4 separate regions of the Homo sapiens genome follow, and all the other regions are linked to region 1. Evidence: chromatin contacts called from ENCODE Hi-C or POLR2A ChIA-PET data. All regions are on one chromosome and are shown on one strand. Each heading gives the region's core, a stretch centred on a gene start or an enhancer-like site at or near the end of the contact. The rest is flanking DNA. Distances are from core to core; before and after follow the strand shown. Region 1 holds the start of STK4 (serine/threonine kinase 4). Region 2 holds the start of OCSTAMP (osteoclast stimulatory transmembrane protein). Region 3 holds the start of SLC35H1 (solute carrier family 35 member H1). Region 4 holds the start of TOX2 (TOX high mobility group box family member 2).

Region 1 (2,724 bases), core at 146-2,645:
GGTAATAATAGGGAGATCCTGTTTCTACAAAACACCAAAAACAAAACAACAACTTTGATGTTGTGGAGTCAGGACAGTCCTGGGTTAAAACCTTTGCTCTCCTTAGCTGTGTAAACCGTGGGTCTCAGCTTTCTTATCTGTTAACGGTAGGTACTTCTTCCTAGGGCTGTTTTGAGGATTAAGTGAAAGTCCAAGATTGTGTCTGGCACACAGTAGCTTCTCAGCAAATGTTTTCCTCCTATGTCAGGGAATGGCTCCTTTATCCCGTTTTGGGCCCATGGGTGGCCCTGAAGGGTGGGTGCTCAGGTGTTAAGTTCTGTAGATGGCATATCCTTGGGAAAAGCAAGGCAATTAAAAACAGTGAGAGGTTGCTCTGGTTAAGTTTTCTCCTATAACTTTCCCCATGGGTCAATTGGGTAGAATCTGCCATTTTCCTAATACTTACTGATGGTAGTGGCATTCGGAAGCACAATAGCTGAAGCCGGAGCTCTGAGTGGAGAGAAAGGTCTGTTTCTCAGGCCCAAAAAGAGGTTACACACCCATGGCTGTCCAGTTTGGTGGTGCAGGCCCTGAAATCAGACCAAACTGGATTTAAATCCCCAAACCTATACTCTAAGCTATGTGACCTTGGGCTAGATACTTCACCTCTCTGGCCTTATGAAGTAGGAATAATAATAATACCGTCTAGGTTGTTAGGAGTATTAAATGAGGTAAAGCACTGAAAACGTTTAGGGACTGTGTTAAATCATTAAATAAATAAAAACGGGGATGACCTTATCGGCTTGACACAGGGGATTAAATGAGATAATATATGAAGACAAGTACACGGCAAATGCTTAATTAATGTTGCTTATTTTTATGTCTGCAAACTGACTTAAAGGGGAGGCCTTTAAGAAAGACAGTGGGGCAATTTGCGCGTTGATGCATTGTAGGAGAAAATGTGCAGGGGGCCCGTTGGGACCAGAGTTCAACCAGGTAAGCGGCAGAAAACCACAAATACCTCCAGGCGTTCCTGGGGCAGCGCCGCCTCCCCAAAATCACGCAAAACTTGGTTTGCTAAGAATTGTCAGCTCTTCTAAAGGAGGCGCTTCACGCATCTCAGTCTGTGAAATGGGACCCAGGACCCAGGTAGAGGTGCGTTCTCGGCCTGGGGACCGAGTATTTTGTGCGCTCCGGTAACGCAGGAAGACAGCGCCACTGACACTCTAGAGACCAGCGGGCACCGCCTGGAGGCGCCTTCACCACTTGGCGGTTCCGGGTCCGCGCCCCACCGCGCCACAAGACTCACGCCCGAACCACGTGATCAGGGCCGTGGCTCCGCCCCGCTCCCGCGCCGCGCGCCGCTTCCGGTAGGGGCGGAAAGCGGAAGTGTGGGAGGGTCTGCGGGGCGGGCTCAGGAGGTCCGCGGGAGGATGGAGCAGTGAGCGGGTCTGGGCGGCTGCTGGCAGCGCCATGGAGACGGTACAGCTGAGGAACCCGCCGCGCCGGTGAGGGGCCACTGGCTAAGAGGACGGGCATGGGGTCAGGGGAAGAAAAGGCGGGAACTGGTTGAGGGGATACACCTGTGTGGGAGTCCCCGGAGCTAAGCGACCCAGCCGATGGGGCACCTGCTGAGTGAGGGGGGGGACGTCTGGTGGGTGAGGGTCCGGCTGAGGGGAGCATCTGCTAAGGAGGTTAGACTTGGGACCGGTTAGAGGGAGCACTCGCTGTGGTGAGACTGTGCTGAGGAACGTGGGGACAAGTTAGGGAGAGTACCTGCTGAGGCCGGGCCACTCGGGGGAACGCTATCCAAGCAGGGACTCACGGAGGTGGGGGCGAATGCTGAAGCAGGGTGAGAATCTGTGAGGGATCTCTTTAAGGGGGTGGATCGAGAACTGGCCAAGAGGAAGGCCGGGTGGACTTTCTAAGGGTCTGAAGTCCCACTTGAGGGGTGCGGTGGGGGGATCTGTGGAGGGGAAAAGCTTTGCGCCTAAGGCTGAAAGCATGCGAGGAAAGGTTGAGGGTCTAGCAAGGGAGGGGATGGTGGAGGGTAGCATTTCAGAGGATGCTGTTGGTGGTGTCCCCACTGTAGGATGGCATCTTTTATTACTGATGTTCAGTGTCTTCCTAATGGTCTTCACATCCTCCTCAGCTCTTCAGAACCTGACATTGGGAGGTAGGTAAGGAAATAAGAGGATATTTTCGAGATGGGGAGACTGAGGTCCAGAGTAGTTGGGAAGTGTTTCCTTCTTTACTCCGGGTCACTGAACCCTGCCAGTCTGTGCCCTTTTCAGGCCTCAGTTGTTTTGTGAATATCAGCACCAAATCCTAGTGGTACCTGGAATTGCTTTAGTTCAAGATCAGGATGGTGGCTGATCCTAGAAAATCTCAACTCCTGGATTTCCCTTGTGGACATCCCGGGTCTTTTGCCACTCTACCACATCTGGAGAAAAGTAGGGACTAGAGACCGAAGGAGTCATGCTTCTCTGAGGTTCAGTGTGGTTACTTCTATTTCACAGAGACGTCTGACTTCCTGCAGCAGAATGAGCTCTAAAGAAGGAAGTGTTCAGGGTGTGGAAGTGCAGGGCAACCAAGAGGTGAAGAGAAGGGATTGACTGCCTGGGCAGCACTCTTAGGGGTTGTTTGAGCTTGGGGATGTTTGAGGTGCACAAACATTGCAGAAGGCAAATAGGTGGTTGGGATGGGCTTTGGATTCACCCTAGCGTAGTGTGCTGAGACTGTAAT
Region 2 (2,724 bases), core at 109-2,608, 1.6 Mb after region 1:
ATACTTATGTCAACGATGTAAATGTTTCACTCGAGTCTCCTCTGTGCCCAGGCTCTGTGCTGACCCCTGTGGACACAAAGATGAATTAAGTCCTGGTCCCACTAAAGGAGTTCACAGTCTAATTGAGGAGACTTAAATAGACCATTAGAGTTTAAGTTCATTAACAAAGAATTCTGAGCATAGTATGCCTGGGCCTGGACTGGGGTGGGATAGATGGAGAGTGACCCAGTTTTACCTGGGAGTCAGGAAGGCTCCCTGGAAGAGGTGACATTCCAGCTGGGGGTGGAAGGACAAGTGTCAGTTTGTGGGTGAAGAAGGGAGTTGGACATCCCTGACAGAAGGAACAGCGTGTGCAAAGGTCCTGTGCTCTGACCATCGGGAAATAGGGAGTTGGGAGAACCAGAACAGTGGGAAGCTGAGATGCAGTGAGGCCTGTGGGGCTGGAGTGAAGGTCACAACCTTGAAGCCCTAAAGGCTGAATCATATGCAAATGTGCCTTATTGTGGCCCACTCTGTGTGTGTGTGTGTGTGTGTAAGCTGCCCCCATTTGGAAATAAGGAAGTTTCACATTAAAATCTGGGTTTCCAGCTTTTCTTGAGAGATAAGAAGATCTGGGTTAGAGCTCCCACCTTTGCAACAGGTAGCTGGAGCTGAGTATCCACTACCCACCTTTGACAGGGGAGCAGCCCTGCAGACTGCATCCTGCTGATCAATGAACGGGTCCGTCTGCACACCCAGGTGGCCTTCCACAGGTGCAACCCCTTCCCAGCTCCCGAAGGCATTTGAATTTGGGACTAAACACCCCCTTCTACTATATAATTAATATTTGGAACACAGTAGCTTTTGGAATAATAGCTAATAATAAAAACAATTTTAAGGATTGAAAGCCAGTCCTAAGTCATATTGGATGACAATTCCTGCACGGGGTATTGAAAATGGCAAGGAAACTAGCTGCTGTTTAGTGAGTGCTTCCTCTGAGCCAAGCAGGTGCCAAGTACTAAGCATGTGTTTTCTCATTCAATTCTGGCAACAGTCTTGTAGATGTCATTATTACTTCCATTTCACAGATGGGGAACTGAGGCTCACAGAGAACTGAGGATTTGCCTAAGGTCACATAGCCAAGGAATGGCAGAGCTGAAGATTTGGGTTCATATCCATCACCCCCAATGGCTGACTGTTTTCTCACCTGTAGCCCTCAGTGTCCAAAGTCCCCAGACCTACCCGGTCTTGACAAGTTGCTCAGCTGCTCCTGGGTGGCCTGGCATGCTGTCCAAATGGCAGTGGTTTCAGGCGGGCGGTCGCTGGCAGCTGTGGCAGGTGGAGAGGAAGTGGGGGAATCGCTGGGACTTGGGAATCCCTGCCACTTCTGCTTTTCCACTCTTTAATGAAGCTCTCCTGGCTGCCTTGTCCCGCCCTTTTCGGGGCCCACCTCCCAGAGGGTTGGGCAAGCTGCCTCATCCTCTGCCCACAAGCAAGAGCGGGTGGAAGGTGTGGGAAGAGGAAAAGACAGCCTTTTCCAAGCGATGTCTCTAATCTTGGTAGCAGGAAGGTAGAATTAGCCCCATTTTACAGAGAAGGAAACTGAGGCACAGAGAAACCATACAGCTTCCCTTTCCCTCCCACTCCATAGTTGTGTGCCCCAAGGGGAGCCTGATCCCTGCTCTTGGGACTCACAGGTGATAATCAGACCCCTGCCAAGTACTGGGAGCAGTGGCTCTGGTCTCCTTCCCCAGCCCCCTTCCTGTCTTTAGCCTGACTTGTACCTCGCTTCAAATCTCAGCTCTGTCCCTCCCTAGCTATGAGACCTTGGGCAGGTGACCTCATATCTCTCTGCTGGTTTTCTCCCCTTAAAAAAAGTTTAATGAGGCTGGGCACAGTGGCTCACATCTGTAATCCCAGCACTCTGGGAGGCTGAGGGGGGTGGATCACCTGAGGTCAGGAGTTTGAGATCAGCCTGACCAACATGGTGAAACCCTGTCTCTACTAAAAATACAAAAATTATCTGGTTTGTGGTGGTGCATACCTGTAGTTCCAGATACTCGGGAGGCTGAGGCAGGAGAATCACTTGAACCTAGGAGACAAGGTTGCAGTGAGCTGAGATCACGTCACTGCACTCCAGCCTGGGCACAGAGCGAGACTCCGTCTCAAAAAAAAATAGTTAATGAAAATAACAGTTAACATTTATTGAGCACTTACTATGTATCAGGCATTCTTCTAAACAATTTCTCTTCAAATTCACTGAACACTTACTTTGAACATCCCTTTATGGTAAAGATGTTATTTTCATTCTTCAGCTCAGAAAACTGAGACTCAGAGAGCTACGTCGCCAACCACGCCACTCAGCTATTAATGGTACTGCCGTGATTTCTAACCAGCGGGCTGGCTTCAGGGTATACCAGTTAGCCACTGGGCTCTGCTGCTGTGGAGGGGATAATTCACAGACCTCGTGATTACTTCATAGTACAGCTGGTACTGCAAATAGTAGGTACTCAATAATGTAAATTCCCCACGCACACCCTCTGCAGTTAGTGCCCTGCAGGTCTGCTTTCAGGCTGTCCTGAAAGCCAGTTCCTACCTGGAATGCAGACACCTCTCCAGCATCTCTGTACCCCATCACTCCCAGCAGGCCTCCCCTGAGCCCCCCAGGCTCCCCCTCTGTGGGATGGACCAGTAGGGGCACAGCCACTTTCCCTTATAAGGACATGTTGCCTGGGTCACTCTCAG
Region 3 (2,724 bases), core at 1-2,500, 1.4 Mb after region 1:
TGGACTCCTTATTGGTCTTTTTTGCTGGCACCTTCTTGTCAACTCAATCTATAAAAATTGGGTGCCTAAAGCTTGGAACCTGGCTTCTCTTCTCTCTTAAATCTTACCCTACATAATCTCATCCTACCCAATCCACTTGCCAATGATTTCTAAATTCTTTACATCAGCCCTGACCTTTTCTGTATCAGACTCATATATCTAACTGCCTATTTGGTAGCTGCACTCCAAATATCTAAAACTTAAGATGCCCTAAGAAGATTTCGTAATTATTTCTCACGCTCCCAATCTATCCCAAAGTCATTTAGTAAATGCCAGCATAATACACTTGGTTACTTAAGCCAAAACCAAAAATCTATGATGAAGTCATCTTTGACCACTTATTTCTGTCATTTCTCAAATCCTGCCCTGTCAGTTCCACTTTCAATACACTTCTTGACCCCTCTACTTCTCTTCCTCTCCATTCCCACTACCACAGTCTAAGCCACAATTATCTTTCACCTGCTGACTGCCACTGGTCTAACTGGTCTCCCTGTTTCCTCTTTCGCCCCTAAGGCCTGGAATCTATAAAGCAGCCAGAGAGATGGCACACGAAACAGATCATGCCCTAAGGCTAAGCCCAGCTCCTCAGCCTGGTCCACAAGGAAGGCCTCTGTAACCTCATTCTTCTGCCACTGGTCCCAGCACCCGCCACAGCGGCCCCCTGCCACGTGTCAAACACATCAAACCTGTGTTTTTCTTTACTTGCTGCTCTTCCTGCCTTCAGCTCCCTTCCGCAGACCTCCGCTTGGCTGAATACTTTCTCCAATGCCCCACCCCTCCCAATCCTCGTGGCACTCCCACCTCTGACGTTTCCTTGTTTGCTCACGTGTTTACTGCCCGCCCCAATCCCACCGCGGGAAGCAGCCCCTCAGAGGGCAGGGCCGTGTCCGATTCCGGCCCGGGTCCCGCACCCAGGACGTCGCAGGTGCTCAGGAAATACCAGATGAGCCGGCGTCCGGCAGGTGCCTTGCAGGAGGGCGCTTGGAGACCCCTGCCCCCTCCACAGACGGCGAAACTGAGGCCCGGGGAGGGGCAGGGGCGTGGCGTGCCCCATGTCAACCCGCGCAGATCCCGGGTGGGGAGCCCGCTTCCCTTCTCCAGCCCCGGCCCCCCAGCCTCTGGGAGTGCGCCGGGAGGCCGGCCGCACACCCACTCACCTCGGCCCTGGGAGCTCCAGGCCGGAATCTCCCCACCGGAAGTGCGAGGCCGGATGCCGCCGCCGAACCGCGGCACGGGCGGTAACTTCCGCCGGAAGCTACCCAGGGGCTGGGCGGAGCCGGGGCGAAAAGGCGGGGCGGGGCAGCACGGGGGCGGGGCGTCTGTTGTGGTCGGGTTCTGAGGTGGTCTGGTCTTTCTGAGGTACAGCGTAGTTTTGTCCTCCGCGAAGTCCCTCAGGCTCAGAGCACAGCCGTGTAATTGTCTGCGTCTCTCCCGCGCTCAATCAGGGGCTTGCTTTGGAACCCCGGTGCCTGCTAGTGTTCTGCATACAGTGAGCATCCAAAAAATGGTAACTTGTTTACTTTTACTGAACAAATTGTTTTTCTTATGTCCAGTCTAATGCTGGGCAACCATGGAATGAACCACGAAGATAAGTATCTCATGGGCTTTTTCTTCTGGGAGCTCAGGCCAGCTGGGGCCATTACAACTTAAAACTTGGGCGATCCAGAAGTAATACGAAACATTTGTGAAATATTTTCTGTATGAAACTTTCTAAGAATTATCTCAACTTCAATAGGTTGAGTAGGGAGAGAGCATCCCAGATAGAGGAAATGGGAGAATCCTAAAGGAGGGTGAGAAAGCTCCAGCCGTGCCTGGGGCTCACAGGTTGTTTGTAACTGTGGTGGTTAAAGTAGCCAAGAGGCAGGTTGCAGTGGCCCCAAAATGCCAGCCTAGGGAGTTCAGATTTTCTTCATCTTGCGGGATGGATTAAAAGGGCAGCATTTGCAGTCAAGAACATTAGGCCAGGGCAAGCTAGGGTTGCACATTCAGACCCAGTTTTGTGCCTTTCGCCCTCCTCTAGCCTCCTCCTGGGCTCTCTGGCAGTAAGACCAGCTGCAAACATGGATCCTTACAAGTGACTCAGCTGGGATCCCTGGCCCCTCTGAACAGAAGGCTCAAGGCCAGAGTGTAAGCAGTGTTTTATGCAAACTGCGGCTGTCACCGCCGCCAGCTGGCATCATGCAGGCATTAGTTCATTCAGTGCTTACCAAGCACCTACAATGGTACCCATCACTGCCCAAGGTCTTGGCTTTATTCAGTCCTCAGGCTTGTATTGCATGCACTTTCTATGCCTTTTGAAAGAGCCTGTCCTCACACCCTTCTCTCTCAGAGGCAAGAGATCTATTTTCATCACCACCCTCATTTAAGTCTCCCAGCTACCAAGGCCAAGGTTTGGAGCAACAGCCTAAAACACCAGCTGGAAGGCTGGGCACTATGCACAGGCAACACACAGGGTAAAGAGCGTGTCTTCTTTGTAAGGCACAAGTACTCGAGCTGTTCCCTGGCTGTGTCCCTGGCAGGGAGAAGAGGGAGGATGTGTTCATGGGGGTGTACAGTATGCCTTACCTTGCTGTACCCAGCAGGGTTGAGCAGAAAACGCTTCGTCCCAGTGCAGCAATCTGTGAACACTCTTAACCAGCAGGTGTGTGTCTGTGTGTGTGTATGTGTGGGAGGAGCGAATGATGA
Region 4 (2,724 bases), core at 117-2,616, 1.1 Mb before region 1:
ATGGAAATTTTTTTCTGATGAGGTGTGGCATTGTATTTCTAGAAACAATGACTGCTGAAATTTATTTGGAAGTTCTTTCCTTTCTGAGCTATAATTTCCCTCTGTTGTTCCCAAGCCTTCAGTGAATGCCTGTTTCCCACACCTATCTTTTGTTAATGCATCTTTCTTATGGTCCTAGTTCTAGGCCAGGACCAGCAAAGCCCAAGCAGCAGTTGAGAACTAAGTTCTAAGCTAGCTCCTGAGTGGGCAGGAAGCTCAAGTCCTTTTCTCCCAATGGCATCCTATATCCTGGTGCCACACAAGAATGCCATTCTGGCTGACTTCGCCTCCTGGCCTCTCCCAGTCAGACATACCTGGAGCAGTCAGTGAGCAGTGAGATTGCTAGGGGAGATTGCTAGTGTAGACAATTCTTGCATGAAAAGGGGGATGGGGGTGCAACAGTCTAGCAACCAGCAAGTGATATCAAGAACTAGAGGGTTTTTTTTTTTTTTTTGGTTGGGGAGGAACCCCATTTCACAGTCACCTTTCTGACCCACCATCAGAGCCATCCCATTCCAATCTCATTTTCTTCCTTTCCTCACTCCAAGAGACCGTGACTGTGGGCAGATCCTAGACCCCTCTTCAGAGCTTCGGGCTCTAGGCATTCCTGCGGCCCTCCCCTCCCTATCATTAAAAGGGGTGGGGTCCTGCTGCCTTCTCCAAGTGGTTTCAGCTCTGGATCCTTTGGGGGCAACGGAGCCCACCCGCCTGGAGCTCCATTACTGATGCTGCAAGTTTTTGACTCAGTTTCCCCATATGTGAGTGAGAGTTTAAGCGCGGCAATCTCCAGGGGGGGCTGTCAAGCTGACTCAGATCAGTGAGACGAGGAGGGGGCGGGCATGCTAAGAGCATCCTCCGGCGCTGGCCTGCGTCCCCCCAGGTAAGGCAGCACCCATCTCCAAAGTGGTCCTGTCACCACCTTCCTCTTCCCCCCGCACCCACGCCGCGGGGCGGGGACTAGCGCCGCCTCAAATATTTAGGGCAAGGGAGTGTCCCACTTCTGGGGAGGGGTGCCGTTCGGGCTTCTCTCCTCACCGTGGGTGGCGAAAGGCGGGACGGAAAAGCGCCGTCTGGACAGGCGCGCCCCCCTCAGGGATGCAGGGCCGGGCGGGGGACCCGGCGGCGGCCCAGCCCGGAGGAAGGACCTCCACGCCCCGGCCCGGGCCCCCGGGCCCCCGGCCCTAGGCAGCGCCCGAGGCCGGAACAATAGCGCGCGCGGGCGGGGCGGGGGCGGGGGCGGGGCGCTCCTCTGGGCACCGCCCCCGGCCCGCCCCCCGCGCTCGCAGTCCCGCTCGCACACTGGCTCCCACCCGCCGCCCGCCCAGGCACTGCCCGCGGGAGCCGCCGCCGCCGCCGCCGCGCCCGCCATGGACGTCCGCCTGTACCCCTCGGCGCCCGCGGTGGGCGCGCGGCCCGGGGCCGAGCCGGCCGGCCTGGCGCACCTGGACTATTACCACGGCGGCAAGGTAGGCGGGGGCGGGCGGGGGTCCCCGGCGGGCGGGGCCGGAGTCACCTGGCAGCTCGGGACTCAGGCGCTCCCGGGGTCACACGGGGCCGCGCACATCAGCCCCGCCGACGGGCACGGGCGGCTCACATCGATCCCCTCGCGGCCACGCTCACGCCCTGAGTTGTTGGGATCGCGGGCAGAAGTCATCCCGACAGCCACCCGTGCGACGACACAGTGGCCCCTCACTCGCGTCCCCCTGACAGCCTCGCAGTCATTCACAAGCCGTCACAGTGACCCACAGCCACACGCAGGCGGCCAGGCACTGCTTACACGGTCCCGCCGTCCCACGCAAGTCACCCTGACAGTCACTTATACACAACGACACGCAACCACTCACCCGCAAACAGCCTCACCGCCACAGACGAGTCACCCACAGACGCTCCGATGCCCCACACACCGTGACATGCCCCCACCCGCTGTCACACCCAGGCACAACGGGGGACAGTCACACAAAGAAGTCGCCCGACAGTCACACTCTCGCAGCCACAACGCCTCACCCAGGCGCACGCTGTCACACACAGCCACCCCCCTGGACGGTGAGCCTCAGACACAGATCGTCCTGACGGCCACACAGTCACACGCGGTCACACCCAGGGACGGCCACACCTCGGTCATCCACACTCGCGCGTCGAGGTTTAACTTCTCAGCGCCGCAGCACACTAATTGGGCAGTTTACTAATTGGCCGTCACTGCCTGGCGGGGCCTCGGATTCCGAGTAGGCTGCGGCCAATCGAGGCCTGTGTCCTCCCGGGAGCGGTGAGCCGGCGTCCCTCCAGGCTGGGGCTGTAGTGCCGGACACCCTCCCTCCTCCATGTTTCCAGGATCTATCCCCCCACCCCAGCCAGGTCCCAGCTGCGCTGCGCCGGGCGCATTCCCAGTGATGGAGGCTTGCGTGCCTGGAACCCCGAACCCGAGGCGTCAGGTCCCACTGCCGGGTCTGGCCCAGCCTGGATGGGTTGGGTGCCTCTAAGCAGTCCGCGTCCCCTTCGGTCGCCGGAGAGGGAACTTTCAAACTTAGTTAGGAAGCCAGACTGTCCGCGCGTCCGCCAGTCGGTGCGTCGGTCCCGGGCCGGCTGGAGCCAAGCGCGGGTTTTCGTCACTCGGAGCCCGGATTGAACAGCGCGCGTGGGTTTCCCGCAGCCCTGGCGCAGACGCGTGGGCTCCGTGGCGATGCGGGG

What was found. A loop is a pair of places that touch in the nucleus more often than their neighbours do. ChIA-PET counts read pairs that join two places held with the same protein, here RNA polymerase II (POLR2A). Pooled maps may share reads with other maps.
Region 2: a loop to region 1 is called in a map with no recorded cell type, with 6 times the contacts of the local background. The contact joins the promoter of OCSTAMP here to the promoter of STK4 in region 1. A Hi-C loop is called at or near these places in 2 of 37 single-sample maps with no recorded cell type and 5 of 50 pooled maps.
Region 3: a loop to region 1 is called in a pooled map, with 32 times the contacts of the local background. The contact joins the promoter of SLC35H1 here to the promoter of STK4 in region 1. A Hi-C loop is called at or near these places in 1 of 37 single-sample maps with no recorded cell type and 11 of 50 pooled maps. POLR2A ChIA-PET finds 5 or more read pairs at or near these places in 1 of 52 experiments (activated T-cell).
Region 4: a map with no recorded cell type shows a loop between it and region 1 (4-fold over the local background). The contact joins the promoter of TOX2 here to the promoter of STK4 in region 1. A Hi-C loop is called at or near these places in 1 of 37 single-sample maps with no recorded cell type and 2 of 50 pooled maps. POLR2A ChIA-PET finds 5 or more read pairs at or near these places in 1 of 52 experiments (A549).

What each region holds. Positions count from the first base shown.
Region 1 is chr20:44,965,117-44,967,840 of GRCh38, forward strand. STK4 (serine/threonine kinase 4) reads left to right here and starts at 1,396. Exons shown (of 11, transcript NM_006282.5): 1 at 1,396-1,487. The coding sequence starts at 1,453. STK4-DT (STK4 divergent transcript) reads right to left here and starts at 1,342. Exons shown (of 3, transcript NR_038341.1): 1 at 1,001-1,342; 2 at 446-569; 3 at 1-332. RefSeq lists a silencer at 1,221-1,470 and an enhancer at 2,611-2,690.
Region 2 is chr20:46,549,296-46,552,019 of GRCh38, forward strand. OCSTAMP (osteoclast stimulatory transmembrane protein) reads right to left here and starts at 1,359. Exons shown (of 3, transcript NM_080721.3): 1 at 1,222-1,359. The coding sequence starts at 1,265.
Region 3 is chr20:46,363,175-46,365,898 of GRCh38, forward strand. It overlaps SLC35H1 (solute carrier family 35 member H1), which reads right to left and starts at 1,251. Exons shown (of 10, transcript NM_015945.12): 1 at 1,197-1,251. LOC124904917 (a long non-coding RNA gene) reads left to right here and starts at 1,365. Exons shown (of 3, transcript XR_007067614.1): 1 at 1,365-1,546. RefSeq lists a silencer at 972-1,391.
Region 4 is chr20:43,913,486-43,916,209 of GRCh38, forward strand. TOX2 (TOX high mobility group box family member 2) reads left to right here and starts at 1,367. Exons shown (of 9, transcript NM_001098797.2): 1 at 1,367-1,505. The coding sequence starts at 1,407. RefSeq lists silencers at 1,018-1,137, 1,238-1,337, 1,358-1,467, 1,518-1,607, 2,678-2,724 and enhancers at 1,104-1,821, 1,822-2,539.